2 separate regions of the Homo sapiens genome follow, and region 1 is linked to region 2. A link is a contact called in ENCODE Hi-C or POLR2A ChIA-PET data. All regions are on one chromosome and are shown on one strand. Each heading gives the region's core, a stretch centred on a gene start or an enhancer-like site at or near the end of the contact. The rest is flanking DNA. Distances are from core to core; before and after follow the strand shown.

Region 1 (3,325 bases), core at 795-3,294, 40 kb before region 2:
CAGCTGGTGGTTGGAGAATGGGCACCCAAAGCCTGTGTCCTCGCTGTCCATTAGGCCCCACCATACTGTGGCACTCTTGGCTCCATCCTGCTGCCCCATGCTGCCTTTCCTGCTCACTGTATTTGTTCATGAGGGTCTTTCCCCCAAAGTTTCTGCTAAACTTTGCATTACATTTCTCTAGTGCATCAAAGAAAGGCTGGCTATCAGGACCTGTGATATTTAGGCCTTTTTCTAAGTTATGTCTACTTTCATTCAGAAATGTTCTTTGCACATCCACTCTATGCCAGGCAATGCTTTGATACAGCAATGGAAGAAGGTGTCCCAACTCAGGGAGCTAACAATCTAGTGGGAAGAGACAGACAGTAAACAATAAATAAAATGTCAGGTAGTGACAATTGCCATGATGAATAGAATAGGGTAAATGGAAAATGAATAATCAGACGGGTGATCAGGGAGAGCCATTCTAATAAGGTGACATATGGAAGGAACCCAAATGCAAGGAGAGAAGGACTTGTGTGGATAAGTGGGAGAATAACCTAGGAACAAAGAGCGTAGCAAAGTTCTGAAAGTGGGAATGTCCTTGGTATGTTGGAGGCTGACGGGACTGCAGCAGGCTGAGCAAGGGGAAAGAGAGAATGAGGTCAGAGAATTGGCATGGACACAGACCCCATGAGGCTTGTAGGTTATGGCCTTTGGCTTCTGTTGTGAGTGAAAAGAAAAACCATTAGAAGGTTTAAAGTAAAGGAGTAACAATCTGGTTTATAATTTCAACCTGGTTTATAATTTATAGGAATCACTCTGATTGCTGTATGGGGAAGAGATTGTAAGGGGGCATGGATCAAAGCAGAGACACCAACAAGGAGGTCTTTGCACTAGCCTAAGTGAGAAATGATTATGGTGTGGTCTAGGGTGACAGGCATCACACATGGTTAGCATTGGGGCACAATTTGAAGGTAGAGTCAACAGAATTGCTGATAGATTAGATGGAAGCCTGAGGACTCACAAAACACTTTAGCCATGATAATTTATTTTCTAATTTATGAGTGAGAAAGACTTGGGAGGCACAGGTTTAGTGGGAATTAGGAGGGAGAGATAAATAATGACTCATGTAAGGGATGTTTCAAGTCTGAGATGCCTTTAAGAAAGAAAAGTAACCCCTGACATCAGGGAACTGTCCTGGTACCAGCTAGCTAGGCCTTGGTGTGTGTTCCTGAGAGTCTTGACTGGAAGGTTTTGACAACCTTTAGATATTCCAGTAGAAATATGGCAAAGGTCATAGCCTATATCAGAGAGAGGATCAAGGCTAAAGATAGAAATTTGGTGTTCATCTGTGTACTTAAAGCCTCGGCACTGGCTTTGTAAGCCATTTCCTGATAGTAGATAGAAGAGAAGATGATGGAGGACTAATTCTGGGGTGCTTAGTATTTGCAAGTTAGGGGGACGATGAGAAAGATCCAGCAAAAGAGATTAAGAAAGTCTAAAGTAATAATGACTAAAGTAGAAGGAAAACTGAGAGAAAGAAGAATATAAGAGAAGCCAAGTAAAAAAAAAGAAAAGAAAAGTATTTCAAGACACAGAGAGTGAGTAACTGTGAAATGTGAGTGGTCAAGTAATCTAAGGATGGAAATTCATTTGGAATGTGGAGGTCACTGGTGACCAGAGGAACACAGTTTTGGTGGAGTGATTGGGATGAAAGCTGGCTTAGAGTGGCTTCAAAAGAGAATGTAAAGAAAGGAATGTAAAGACAGTAGTATAAATAACTCCTTTGAAGAATTTTGTTGCAAAGTGGGGAGGGGGGAGGTGGAGCAATAGCTGGAAAGGAATATGGGGATATGAGGCAAAAGGAGGTGTTTTTGTTTGTTTAAGATGGTGAATATAGCATGCTTGTGTGCTAATGTGAATGACTTAACAGAAAGGGATTAACAAATGACGCAGGACAAAGGGTACACTGGGGTGAGTCACAGGATGGGATTCAGAACACAAGTTCATCCATCACAGAAGGGCAAACAGAATGTGAGGTCCAGCCACACCAAGGTTGGCTGATAGACATGTGGGTTCAAGCACGTGAGTGTTGACTCATAACCCTTCTGACAGCTTCTGTGAGTATTTCTGAGGGAAATAAGGAAGGTGACCACTTGAATGAGGGCAGGAAAGAGAGCACAGGAAATTTGAGAAAGGAGAAATGGTTGTGAAATAACTCTAGGAGAGTGGGAGAGTCTTCCCATTGATCTTCCTTCTCTTCAAGTCCCCCATCTTAGCAAATAAGGAATCTTAGAATGGATGACAATATTATAAGCAGTCTTTCATTAAAAAAATATAACTCTCTCTCTATATGCCATATAGTATATATACAGTTGACCATTGAACACAGATTTGAACTATGTGGGTCCACTTATATGTGGATTTCTTTCCTATAAATATTTTGAACAAATTTTTGGAGATTTGCAACAACTTGAAAAAGCTCACAGATGGACCTAATAGCCTAGAACTATTGAAAAAATTAAGAAAACATTAGATGTGTTATGAACACATAAAAAACATGTAGATACTAGTCTATTTTATCATTTATGACCATAAAATATACATGAATATAAGATATCTTAAAATTTATCAAAACGTAGGCACACAAACACTTACAGACCACCTATGGCACCATTTGCAGTCAAGAGAAATGTAAAGTTGCAGTATTAAATCATAACTGCATAAAACTAGCCATACTACATACTGTACTGCTGTAATAATTCTGTAGCCTCCTCCTGCTGCTATTGCAGTGAGCTTGAGTGTTGCGAGTATCTGCTTAAAATGCCAAGTGACCAAAAAACGCACATCATCTCCTCATTTCCACTGAGCAGTTTGCCTCTCCAGTAAATTGCATTTTGCAGTACAAAGTGATCTGTCAGGCTTCTCTTGTATTTGTCATCGTGTTTAGTGTGATACCGTAAACCATGAATAACAGCATGGAACCGACACGAAGCGCCATTAGTGACGCTTGGAGTACTCCCAAGAAGCAAAGTCATGACATCACAAGAAAAAGTTGAATTGCCTTATATAGACTGTAGATTCAGGTCTGCAACTGCGGTTGCTGCCATTTCAAACAGACAATTCATCTTGTCAACAGACAACCTAAACTTGTGGAATCAATAAATGTAGTATAGTGCTATATATGCATTTTCTCTTATGATTTTCTTAACACTTTCTTTTCTCTAGCTTATTTTATTTTAAGAATACAGTATCTAACATATATAACATACAAAATATGTGCTGATCAACTGTTTATGTTATTGGAAAGGCATCTGGTAAGCAGTAGACTATCAGCAGTTAAGTT
Region 2 (2,839 bases), core at 124-2,623:
AGAATAGTCACCTGCATACAACTATTTCCTTTCAATTTAAAATAATACCGAACAGCAAGCAATATGAGCACGGGGATGGTGTGTCACTTTACGCTGGTCATTGCATTTCCAGTCCCTAAATCGGTGAATTGGAGGTGCTCAGTTATTACTTCTGGATTTTCCGAATGAATGGAATCCTATATTTTGAACTATGCTGCAAAATTGTTTTACAAAATGACTTGCTTTAATATTTATTAAAACTAGCAATGTATGAATATACTAGTTTCATCATGTGCTCATTAAAACTATATATTTTATTGATTTAAAAATACTTCATTATTTTTATATTTTTCTTATATAGATTGTAATTTGCATTTCTTTGGTAATGAAGTTGAATATATTTTCATGGATGTTGTCTAATAATATTTGCTCTATTTCTAATTGTTGGTTCAGATGAGGGAAATAAGATTCTGGGATGTTGGATGATAATCAAGAAATATGCACTTAAATGAAATTAGTCAAGCATCAAATCTCTTTCTGATACATTAAAATATGATCTCTACCATGACACCTCAAGCATAGTTAATTTTTTAAGCAAGTGTTTTGATTAATTTAGCTCACAATGTGTATATATGCGAGACTCTCAAGTTAAAATATTTATGGCTTGTCCTCTGTAGAAATTATAAATACATTATTCTTAAATCCCAGATTTTCATAGATTTAATTTAGTTGAATTGTCAGTGATTTTGCTCATGTTAGTAATAACCAGTAATTGCTGACTATTTTAATTCAATAAATTATTTTCTAAAATTTTAAAATGTTTTAAAATTACTTAAAATGTTTTGAGACTTAAGAGGTTTTTATTTATAGGTTAGAATCCCTCCCACTACTTATATATTTTGAGTCAGTTGTATTTTGCAAGTCACAGAGTAATTTCTGAATATTAAATATATCTTCACAGAAAACACAAACAACTTTGGGTGCTGGGGAAGAAGAATTAGCTTCTTTTAGAAGGATTTTATGGACATTGGGGCTAATAACTTTCTGCAAGTAGGTTTAAAGAGGGCTAGAATTGCAAAAATGTATGGCAAATAACGCTTTAACGTCTACCCTAAAGTTAGTTTACTTCATCATTGCTGAGATATTGAGGAAAAATTATAGTTTCATTAATAAGTTGGATGTTGCTTCTAAGTGCTTAATTTCTAGTACTTTTTGACAAATGTATTTTATGTGAAGCATATTTAAATCTGGTGTACTAGAGTTAGGGCAATAAGGCCAGGTTTAGCTAGAGGGAGCGCTGAGATTGTCTCATCGAGGGGAGCTGGTTTTAAACACCTTCCTCAGGATGATGCATGCTCCGTGGCCCTCATATGACACACCCTGCTGGGGTGACTACAAAGAGCTGAGTCACCAAAGCTCCGATCCTCACTTCTCAGTGAAACTCCTGTCAGTTGCAGTCAGGAATGATGGAATACTATCTGTAATGTTAATATTTGAGACACTGATCATAGGTTTTCGAGGGGGTCATAATTTGTACAAATATACACATGCATACACACGTATGTATACTTGTTTTCATATGGCAATATACGTGTCTCCTGTTATTCTTTTCCTGAGAACTAATGTTTTTTCTAGATGTTTGTGACAACATCACACGTATCAAGTAGGTAGTGCCGAAAAGGAGCCTGTTCCCAGCCAGGAACCGGCCACAGTAACAAAGCGGGCTGCCGTTTTCGAAAGCTTTAAGCACCTAATCTCCAGAGTGTTGTGATTGTACTCCCCCTCTTGTTTAGGCTTGGAATCATCAGTATTCATGCAGTTCGCAGAAATTCTGTGTAAAATACAATATTAATATTAAAGTATAATACATTATACCACGGCTTCTCTACAAGGCATGCTGCTTCTACTTTATTTCGTGGAATAGTTCTTAGGTTAATTTGTCAGTTGAGATTTGAGACTCTGAAAAAGAAAGATGGGGTTTTAGAGAGAATCCGAACAGTTAAAATACATCGTCCTCTGGTGTCCTTCTGAGGTATTGCCAGTGGGAAGACTTTCAGAAACCTGAATAATGAAGGGAAGGAGGAAAGAAAAGGATTGATGGCGTTTTTTCCTTTAACTGAATAAATTTTAACAATAATTAGCTTATTTCTAGGGAAGGACCTGGTGAGGGGTTCTTATGAGGAATAAAGAAACGTCTTTATTCTTATCTCACTCCTTAGGTTTTTGTTGTTGTTTTGAGACGGAGTTTCGCTCTGTTGCCCAAGCTGGAGTGCCATGCGCGATCTCGGCTCACAGTAACCTCCGCTTCCCAGGTTTAAGCGATTCTCCTGCCTCAGTCTTCCCAGTAGCTGGGATTACAGGCGTGTGCCACCACGCCCAGCTAAATTTTTTTTTTTTTTTTTTTTTTGTATTTTTAGTAGAGACAGGGTTTCACCATGTTGGCCAGACTAATCTCGAACTCCTGGCCTCATGTGATCCGCATGCCTCTGTCTCCCAATGTGCTGGGATTACAGGTGTGAGCCACCGCTCCCAGCGTAGATTTTGTTGTTATGGTTCGTGTTACTGTTGTTTTTCCTCAGCCTTGAGCCAGTTATTTTCTGCTCAAAACGTTCGACCCTATATCTTTTGGCCTCAGAGAGCAGTAAGTGCAATCAGGGTGTAATCGAACAGATATCTGTGGTGCTCCTTCTATGTGTCATGTACTGTGTTAGGTACTAAAAGAAAGATGGAGGGGATACTTGGAATTTTCTCACTTGCTCTCAAGTCTTTTCTGACTATCCAGGTTTTGCTGATTATTTAATCAAACTTGTTTTTTTCACAGACAACACGAACCTGCAAGTAATCATCCGACCAACTTCCT

Evidence for each region. A loop is a pair of places that touch in the nucleus more often than their neighbours do. ChIA-PET counts read pairs that join two places held with the same protein, here RNA polymerase II (POLR2A). Pooled maps may share reads with other maps.
Region 1: a map of PC-9 shows a loop between it and region 2 (9-fold over the local background). The contact joins two enhancer-like sites. A Hi-C loop is called at or near these places in 6 of 168 maps with a recorded cell type or tissue (Caco-2, IMR-90, MCF 10A and 3 more) and 3 of 50 pooled maps. POLR2A ChIA-PET finds 5 or more read pairs at or near these places in 3 of 52 experiments (AG04450, BJ and MCF 10A).

Annotation. Positions count from the first base shown.
Region 1 is chr6:133,608,475-133,611,799 of GRCh38, reverse strand. All of the region lies in intron 4 of TARID (TCF21 antisense RNA inducing promoter demethylation), which reads left to right. Among named protein-coding and RNA genes, the nearest start is that of EYA4-AS2, 150 kb to the right of the region's middle. Within about 2 kb of position 2,044, at least 4 of the 41 ENCODE cell types and tissues checked have a DNase peak (open chromatin) inside an H3K27ac peak, as active enhancers do; they include IMR-90 and PC-9, where a contact is called at or near this core.
Region 2 is chr6:133,568,210-133,571,048 of GRCh38, reverse strand. TARID (TCF21 antisense RNA inducing promoter demethylation) reads left to right here. Exons shown (of 9, transcript NR_109982.1): 5 at 2,801-2,839. Among named protein-coding and RNA genes, the nearest start is that of EYA4-AS2, 110 kb to the right of the region's middle. Within about 2 kb of position 1,373, at least 12 of the 41 ENCODE cell types and tissues checked have a DNase peak (open chromatin) inside an H3K27ac peak, as active enhancers do; they include IMR-90 and PC-9, where a contact is called at or near this core.